Regions from separate parts of the Homo sapiens genome. Here regions 1 and 3 are each linked to region 2. Evidence: chromatin contacts called from ENCODE Hi-C or POLR2A ChIA-PET data. All regions are on one chromosome and are shown on one strand. Each heading gives the region's core, a stretch centred on a gene start or an enhancer-like site at or near the end of the contact. The rest is flanking DNA. Distances are from core to core; before and after follow the strand shown. Region 1 overlaps CDK6 (cyclin dependent kinase 6). Region 2 overlaps CDK6-AS1 (CDK6 antisense RNA 1). Region 3 overlaps CDK6 (cyclin dependent kinase 6).

Evidence for each region. Hi-C counts contacts between places; a loop is a spot of excess contacts on that map. ChIA-PET counts read pairs that join two places held with the same protein, here RNA polymerase II (POLR2A). Pooled maps may share reads with other maps.
Region 1: a loop to region 2 is called in a map of naive thymus-derived CD4-positive, alpha-beta T cell, with 11 times the contacts of the local background. The contact joins two enhancer-like sites. A Hi-C loop is called at or near these places in 1 of 168 maps with a recorded cell type or tissue (naive thymus-derived CD4-positive, alpha-beta T cell) and 11 of 50 pooled maps. POLR2A ChIA-PET finds 5 or more read pairs at or near these places in 3 of 52 experiments (activated CD4-positive, alpha-beta memory T cell, activated T-cell and activated naive CD4-positive, alpha-beta T cell).
Region 3: a pooled map shows a loop between it and region 2 (2.5-fold over the local background). The contact joins two enhancer-like sites. A Hi-C loop is called at or near these places in 2 of 168 maps with a recorded cell type or tissue (naive thymus-derived CD4-positive, alpha-beta T cell and natural killer cell) and 12 of 50 pooled maps.

What each region holds. Positions count from the first base shown.
Region 1 is chr7:92,716,649-92,719,475 of GRCh38, forward strand. The region is part of intron 4 of CDK6 (cyclin dependent kinase 6); the gene reads right to left. Among named protein-coding and RNA genes, the nearest start is that of CDK6-AS1, 120 kb to the right of the region's middle. RefSeq lists enhancers at 1,230-1,279, 1,300-1,599. Within about 2 kb of position 1,468, at least 30 of the 41 ENCODE cell types and tissues checked have a DNase peak (open chromatin) inside an H3K27ac peak, as active enhancers do.
Region 2 is chr7:92,902,520-92,905,705 of GRCh38, forward strand. All of the region lies in intron 1 of CDK6-AS1 (CDK6 antisense RNA 1), which reads left to right. Among named protein-coding and RNA genes, the nearest start is that of CDK6, 68 kb to the left of the region's middle. Within about 2 kb of position 1,937, at least 4 of the 41 ENCODE cell types and tissues checked have a DNase peak (open chromatin) inside an H3K27ac peak, as active enhancers do.
Region 3 is chr7:92,672,958-92,676,148 of GRCh38, forward strand. All of the region lies in intron 4 of CDK6 (cyclin dependent kinase 6), which reads right to left. Among named protein-coding and RNA genes, the nearest start is that of FAM133B, 84 kb to the left of the region's middle. Within about 2 kb of position 1,679, at least 2 of the 41 ENCODE cell types and tissues checked have a DNase peak (open chromatin) inside an H3K27ac peak, as active enhancers do.

The sequences.
Region 1 (2,827 bases), core at 218-2,717, 190 kb before region 2:
AGCTCTAAAATACAAGCAGCTCACGTGTCCAAAGAATTAAAGAGGACACAAAAATCCAAATTATTGAAATGTTGCTTTATATTCAATTCCAAGGACCATGTCTCATACTCCTATGAGTATGAATATAACACTTGCGTTGAGTTAAGCAAATTTAGGGGAGATGGAATTATCTCATTAAATAGAACTCTTCAGAGAAGCCCCTAAACTAGCACAGAGGCATATTCCCAAAAATGTTAAATGTAGGAGGCAAAATGTTTTTTCATCTTCTGGATCCCTGAGAAGCCCTTTACTTGAAAAACTTTCTGAAGCATATGGTCTCATTAATCTTAAGACAATGCTTAGTCTTTATATCCAGTTTGGCCTCAGGCTTTTGAGATTTTGAATGGCATCATATAGGGTGTCCGTATGAAAAACAGGCCCAGGCATGGTAGCTCATGTCTGTAATCTCAGCACTTTGGGAGGCTGAGACAAGAGGATTGCTTGAGGAATTTGAGATCAGCCTGGGCAACATAATGAGACCCCCATCTCTTAAAAAAAAAAAGAACGTAGCTGGGCGTGGTGGTGTGAACCTGTAGTCCTACTACTTGGGAGGCTGAGGCAGGAGGATGGCTTGAGCCCAGGAGTTGGAGCCTGCACTAAGCTATGACTGTGCCATTGCACTCTAGCCTGGACGACACAGCAAGACCTGGTCAAGGAAAGGAAAGGGGAAAGGAAAGGGAAAGGGGAAGGAGAAGGGGAAAGGAAAGGAAAAAGGAAGGAAGGAAGGAAGGGAGGGAGGGAGGGAAGGAAGAAAGGAAGGGAAAGGAAAGAAGAAAGAAAGAAAAAGAAAGAAAGAAAGAAAAGAAAGAAAAGAAAAGAAAAAGAAAGAAAGAAAAGAAAAAGAAAGAAAGAAAGACAGACAACCAGATTCTCTGTATCATACCCTGATAGATGCTGGCTGAACAAATGTAGGAAAAAAGCAAGGAACTTCTGGCTCTTTCTCCGAGTAAAACATCCTCCAGGCAGTAGCATTACAGTTGAACTGTTTTTGTCCAGAACTAATTCGCAACAGTGACCACTTATGAAGGAGCTAGAATTAGGTGAGTCAAATGAATGACTATCTTTTATAAACAAGGGAATCAGTCATTTGATTCACTTCGCAAATCCACTTGGTGCAATTAGATAGCCACATGCATGCACATGCACCAACAGCAGCTTTCTGTGCAGTATGGAATACATTCTCTTTCTACATGGCAGAAATTCTCACAGTGGTCATCGATATTTGCCTTCACCGTGGAGGCAGAGCTAACCTATCAGATGGTAACTCAAATGTGTTTTATTACCACTGAGAACGCGCAGTGGAGAATCTGGATGGGTTTTCATGTTTGTTTTGGCTCTGGCATTTTCCATGTACCCAGCCCTGGGAATCCTAAAGAAAACGTGTCCTGTTCCCAGCTCTGTGCACTGCCCCCATTGTGTTCCACTTCCCTCACTGGTGAAAGTGAAAACGAAACCGGCACAAACCCTCCATTGTTAACTATGAAATATGTACTGGCAACTGGATGTTTTAACAAAACAGACCTGGTTGTGTCATGGCAAGATGTTGAGAGGGGAAGGAGTCACAGGAGCCCTTCCTGCTTCAGAGGTGTGTCCTGCACTTTCGCTGAGGTGCCGAGGCGACGGGGCTTTGGGTTTTTTCCATTATACTCATGTAATGTTCTTGGTTTGATTTATTCAGTATGCACTGGCAGCTTTTGGAGGCTTCTGTGGGAGCTACTCGGCTGCCCAAGCCGAGGCACAAACCCTGCCAGGTCTCCATAGTAAATACAACACGCACGAAGAGGAAACAAGCATAAACAATTTATTTTCTCCTGTAAAAGATGACATTGTTCTCCGATCTCTGGTCCTGCTTCACTTTGTCACTTGGTGGTGCCAACTGGGTGCCGTGGAATGAGTTATTCCAAACACACACACACACCCCAAGCACGAATTGCATGACGCGCACATTCACAGGGCCCACATCCAGGCGCGTTCAACAGGAGGATGCTGGTGACCTCTTTAAGCATCCCACATTTTGACCTGGGTAAGGAGGGAGGGCTTCCCTGGCCCTTAGCCTAGGCAGGTTCTTGAGCCTTATCATATGGCCTCATAAAACCATATCCCTTTCCTTTATTGCATTTATCTCTGTTTCTAACTAGACATTTCTTTGTGTGACTATCTGATTCAGATCTATCTCTCCATCTCGCTTGTAAGCTCTCTGACCTTGTCCATTTCCATTCACCATCATCCCTCAGCTTCACTGACAGCGTCTGCACATAGAAAGTGATCAGTAATTATTTGTTGACTGAAAGCCACAACTCCATTTCATTGATTTTCTCCCCTAGGCTTATCAAAGTTTCTGAATCCACGAGGTTCCGTTAGTGTTACTAAATGCTATCAACACTGAGGTCAGAGTAAGGAAGGAATATCATCAGAGGCACAGGAAGGGGATGTAAGTAATTTTTTTTTCTTCAACTTTAAGTTCCAGGGTACATGTGCAGGATGTACAGGTTTGTTACATAGGTAAACGTGTGCCATGGTGGTCAGCTACACAGACCATCCCATCACCTGGGTATCAAGTCCAGTATTCATTAGCTATTCTTCCTGATGCTTTCCCTGGCAATTTTTGTAATACTTCTGGTATTAAATAAGTTAATGATCTCAAATAAAGCAATATTGGGAATCTTATCAGTTACAGATTTAAAAAAAAATTTCCAAAATTAAGTTTTGTACTTTGTACAGCTGTCGAATAAAAGTCTTCTCATGTTTAACATTTACTTGTTGTCTTTTTGTAATTTCTATGGAATAA
Region 2 (3,186 bases), core at 687-3,186:
GAAAAATGGGCAAAGGATATGCATAGGCAATTTACACACAAATTTTCATAGTCTGATGAAAAAATACAAGAGAATGCTCAAATTCACTACTAATTAGGGAACTGAAATGTAAAGCAATAGCTAATTTTTCCTTATTATTTTAGCAAACATTTAAAATTATGGATAGCATCAAAAGCAGGCAAAAATGCAGATTAATGGGAACTCCTGCTAGGAATCTGTCCTTTCTTACTTTCTTTTTTAATCACTAAGCTCATATGTTTGATTGTTATGGTTGAGTCTCCCAACTAAATTCCGTGATTCTTTCCTCCCTATCTGAGTTCAGCTTGCATAGTACTACTAGATACATCTTAATCCTCTCTCTCTTTTTCCCTTACATACACACAGACAATGCCTTAACATTATTTGTAATAGCCTCAGCCTGGAAACCACTAACTGTCTAACAACTATAGCATGGATAAATAACTTGTGATATATTCATGCAACAGATTATTTATAATAAAGAAATTGACTATGAACTACAAGAATCAGCATGGATGACTCCTCAAAAATACTGTTGGGTAAAGAAGCAAAACAACAAAGAAAACATCAAGCATGATTGTATCTGAACAAAGTTCAAAAACGGCAAAACTAAACTATCTTATTTAGCAATGCATACCTAGGTGGTAAAAACAAAGTAAAACAAAGAAATGGTTATTCCAAATATTTGGGTAGCAATTACCTTATGGTTTGGGAATGGTGGATGCGGAGGGAGAAAGTTGTGATTTGGAAGTTAAACTCAGGAGATTTCGAAGTTAAACTCAGGAGATTTCAAAGTTAAACTCAGGAGATTTCTGGGGTGCTTTCGATCTTAGACTTCTTGACCTTGATGGCAATGACATGTTAAACAGAACATACATGTTTTACGTTTTCACTCTATTTGGTTATAGTTGATAATTTTTTAAATTTAAAAATACCACAAGGGAACTTCCTGAGGTGCTGGTAGCTATTTCTTGACATGAATGGTGATTGCATAACGTGTGATTTAAAAAATTAAATTTACTTAAAATTTCCACACTTTTCTCTTTGTTCTATTTGGCTAAAAAATTGTAAAAATAAAGTAGATAAAAAACCTTTATGAATTACTCCCTCCCTACAGAATAAAGATCAGATCCCTAACCTTTCAAAGTCCTCCATATATTGACTACCACAACCTTTCTAATCCTAACTCCCACTACTGCCTTCATAGAAACCAATAATAATAATGATAGCCCAAAACAAAAGTAAAAAACCCCAAAAAACCCCAACCTTCAAAACTGCAAACAAAATTAAAAAGTCCACAAATACACTAATTTTACTAAATTTCCTTTAACAAAAAACTTGACCTTGCCTCTTTTTATTCTTTATTTGAAGGATTTTGAATTGCCTACCACATGTTTTCCTAAGATGAATCAGAGCAGGATGACATGCTTGTTTAGTCTTTGATGATAATGAATATGTATTTACACGATTGTCAGAAAGAACACATTTCTCCCAAGTTGTTACCTAACTGGTATTGTGTGTTTAAGAATTTTCTTTCTGATTTAAACCAGCTAAAGCCAGTTTTTTAAAGGACATATATATATATATATATATATATATATATATATATATATATATATATATATATATATATATATATGATGTTAGATATTGGTTTGTGCCCAAGAAAACACAGGGAAAACTAAATAACCCAAATCAAGCCCTGAGTATTCATGTGCAGACTATCAGCTTCACACTTAGTCATAGTCAACTTCACACCTAAATGCCATTGAAAAGAAGCAGGGCCAAATGTTCCTGGAAAATGGGACTCTTAGGTTCACAGACGTTTGCTGAAAATACCTGAGCCCCATGCTTTGGGGAGATTTCACTAAGAAGATTGATATGCAGCTTCCAGGGGAAAGAATGAAGGAGGGGCAGGATGTGGTCTTGGTGAATCAGAAGCGGCCCTCCTTCCCCACCCCTCTTCTGAGTCAGCATGCAGCCACATGGCCCCACATGGTGCAGTTCTGGTTCTCGGATGAGCTGTCATATGGGGTCCTCCCTGTCTGCCTTTATTAAAGCACTTGGTGATTTCCAGCAGCCCTATTTGTCATATAAATAGTTTTGTTCTGTCTATAAATTAGTCAAGCAATTCATTTTTGAATCTTTCTGATAGTGACACAGTGACATGAAGTGTTGTTGGGTTTGCTTGTTGTTGGATTTGCTTGCCTCATTTGGTCCTTTAAATGGTAAAGTAACATCACCCGTTTGTAGACAGCCTCGCAAAAATTTGAGCCTTTGGTTTTGGAACCAAGTCAGCTGGGTTCAAATTCCCACTTGCCACCTTCCAAACCTGGGATTTTTTAAGTGCATATATTCCTTTTTGCCTTAGGGCATGAAACATGTGCTCAGCACTTGGTTGCTGCAGTGGGAACTGAGAGTCATTCTTGCTGGTCGTGCTGGTGGCAGAAGTTATGGCAAGCTCCCACAGAGCAGTGGCAGACTTGCCAGTGCCCGTGTCTGGGCTCCAGGTCTGGCAGTGTGGCAGAGTGGGCCACACTCACCAGTGCTGGGCAATAAGACAGTGTTTTCACATTGGACCAGCTCCATTACTTGATCTGGGGTATTGTTCATGGCTACAGAGTCCTCACATTGGCAGTCCTGGCAACTCTGGGAGTTCTGCAATGCCCTTTTAAGCACATTCCCTTTTGCTTAAACGAAAGTTGGTCTCTTTTAATTGTAATGAAAGATATTGACTGATATAGTGACCTTGTGAAAATTTACTTTCTCATCTATAGAGTAGCTTAATAATAGCCATCTCTAAGGGTTATTGGGAGATTTCAATATATTAATGCATGATTTGCATTAATCCACACTAACTATTTAGTCCACACTATTATCCACCCTAACTATATTCATCCACAATAACTATTTAGTCAGTGTGGTGTCTGGCACTAAAATATTAGTTATTAATTATTAATAATGTGCTGGGCACAGGAAGAGCATTGGACTGTCTGTAATGAGAGTGCGTCTTTTTATCAGGAGGGCCTCACTGTTTTAGGGTTAGGAATGATAGGATTAAAAGTAATTTGGGAATTTTTATGACTCATGACTTTATGGTTGGTTGATTTAGGCAACGATATAGCTTTTGTTTCACTTATTAAATTTAAATTTAATTTATGGACTTGT
Region 3 (3,191 bases), core at 429-2,928, 230 kb before region 2:
GAGTTGGCCTTAGTGACTTACTTGACCTACAGAATATGGTAGACGTAATGTCTGAGACTACCAATGTTAGGTCATAAGAAGCCTGAGCCTAGGCCTTTTCTCTTGAGATGCTACCTCTTGGAACCCAGCTGTCATGCTGTGAGAAGCCCATGAAGATGCCCTGGTTGACAGCCCCAGTTGAGCTCTCAGCTGAAAGCCTGCGAATGAGCCATCTTGGACATTCAAGCCAACTGACCTCCCATATAACTGCAGTCCCAGACAATGTCACACAGAGCAGAACTGCCAGCTGAGTCCGGTCAACTGACAAGATTATGAGTGATAATAAAATGACCGTTTTAAGTCTTTAGATGATTATATGGCAACATCAAATTGGAAAAAGATTCTTGACAGGTTCCCCCTCTATATCTCATCTAACATATTTTGCTTTGAATTCACACATGGGTCAAGTTTTGTTTAAGTAATACTGGTTGATATCTAATGGAGGGATGGTTGTGATATAATAGAAATAAAAAACAAAACACAAAACTGACAATACTGAAACAATGTTACTCAAGTTACCATTTGGCCCCAACATATCTTTCTATCAATGCATCACCTCCCAGAGTATTTTCCATCAATGCATCACCTCCCATAGAACTTCCATAGCCTTTATATCCTAGTCACATCTATACTGCACCACTGGTTTTTAACCCTGCCTGTTCATCAAAATCCCCATGGGGTTTTAGAAAAACTTAGGTGTATAGGTCTTATCTTGTGCCACTGAATTAGACTTTCTGTGGGCTGAACTTTTTGGGTTGGAGTTTTCCTCTTTTGTTCCTTCCTTTTTTTTTTTCTTTTTGAGATGGAGTCTTGCTCTGTTGCCCAGGCTGGAGTGCAGTGGCATGATCTCAGCTCACTGCAACCTCCGCCTCCCGGGTTCAAGCAATTCTCCTGCCTCAGCCTCCTGAGTAGCTGGGACTACAGGCGCACGCCACCACACCCGGCTAATTTTTTTTGTATTTTAGTAGAGACGGGGTTTCACCATGTTGCTCAGGCTGGTCTCGAACTCCTGAGCTCAGGCAATCTGCCTGCCTCAGCCTCCCAAAGTGATAAGATTACAGGCATGAGCCACTGCGCCTCCCCCTTTCTTCTTTTTTTTTTTTTTTGAGTTCTTCAACTAATCCTCACCCTTGGCTATGTTTGAACACCACTAGATTATGCAAGCATATCCCATCGCTCTTGTCTCCATGCTTTTGTTTATATCATTTTCCTAGCCTGGGCAACTCTTCTTTCTCCTCTCCACATATGTAAATTTCACCTATTCTACAAGGCCTAGCCTAGATGCCAGCACCACCCTGTTGCAGCACCAGCTGCTATCTGAAAATCATACCTTGTAACATAGCTCATAATATGGTTTGTTCCTGAGGACATGGCCCTGCCTTAATCTATGTTTATATCTGTAAATGCCTATCACAGTACTGTAAACACAACAATAAGGGCTTATACACCTATCAAATTAATCCTTTTAAGGCAATCATTCCTAGAAAGATAACTGGGCAAAATTCAATGACCAGTCATTTCCAAAAGGGAAGGTATTGTTTTTGCTAAGAAGAGTGTCCAATACTGGGGTCTAGTTTTAGTTACATTACTTGTTTCTGCTTTATTAATATTTCTAGCTGGAGGAACACTTCTTTGCTTCCCTGACACACTGTAAACAAAACTGCAGGTGCAAACTGTCTGTAAGGTTCCACTTGAGTGGTTGACAGAAATACACAGATATCATGAAGGCACACACTTATCTTTCTACCTCAATTCAAAATAAAGTCTAGCAACATAAAAAGAAAAGTTTAATCTGAATACAGCCTTATTTTAAGCTGTTCTAAGGAAAATATTATTTCTTTCTTTTTTCTTTTTAGACAGGGTCTTGCTCTGTTGCCCAGACTGGAATGCAATGGTGCGATCTTGGCTCACTGCAATGTCCACCTTCCAGGCTGAAGCGAGTCTCGTGTCTCAGCCTCCCAGGTAGCTGGGACTACAGGCACACGCCACCACACCTGGCTAATATTTTTGTATTTTTTGTAGAGATAGGGTTTCACCATGTTGGCCAGGCTGGTCATGAACTCCTGGCCTCAGGTGATCTGCCCACCTCAGCCTCCCAAAATGCTGGGATTACAGGTGTGAGCCACTGTGCTCAGCAAGAAACTGGTTTCTGATTGATTACCCATCCTAAAAAACTTTAGTAAGGCTGACTGTCTTCATTTTCAATACTTCAGTCAGTTATACCTATTATGATAAATAAATGTATAGACAGTCAAAATCATAATAACAATATTGATATGTTAGGGAAATTCCCTCTATTCCTTTTAAAATTTAGTTACCACTCAAAATGTAGAATGAATTTTTATCAAATGCTTTTTAAAATGTCTATTAATAATGACCATATAATCATTTGCCTTTGTTTTATTAATGACGTATTAGTTACATTAACAGATTTCCCAATATTGTAGCATCCTTGCCTTCTTGGAATAAATCATTTCTGATTGTGTATTATTCTTTTAAGACACTCTGAAATTCTATTTGCTAGTATCTATTCAGGATATTGACTTATATTCATAAATGAGGCTGATCTGTAGTTTTCTTTTTTGTGTTAATTTTTCATGTTTTGTTATCAGGGATATTCAAGCTTCCAATCTTTATTATATTCTGGAATAGTACAAACAACAGAAGAATAATCAGTTTCTTGAGGGTCAAACAATCTCGCTCATAGAGCTGTCTGGATCTTTGTTAGCAGTGTGTCTTAACGGTCTTTTGAATTTCTTCTTGGTAATTAGTCTGCTCAGCTTTCAACCTCTTTAGAAGCCAATTTTCGTAATGATAAAGGATTTTCCTACGAACATTCTTAATCTAGATTTAAAAATGTATTGACTTAAATTTGAACATAGTATTTCTTATAATCATTTTAATTTCATCTGTTTCCTTGGTTATACTGATTTTCTTTTTCTTAATGTTGTAAATTTTTGTTTTCTCTTTATATCTGTCAGGTTTGTCAGAAGTTTAGCCATATTATTTATATAAAAAAACTGACATAATTTTATTTCCATTTTGGGAGGATTATTGTTTTATTTTATAATTTGTTGATTTCTATTTTTATCTTTTAAAATTTTCTCCTAATTTCTTTGTTGTTGTTGAGTTTTTTTTTGAGTTAAAATTTA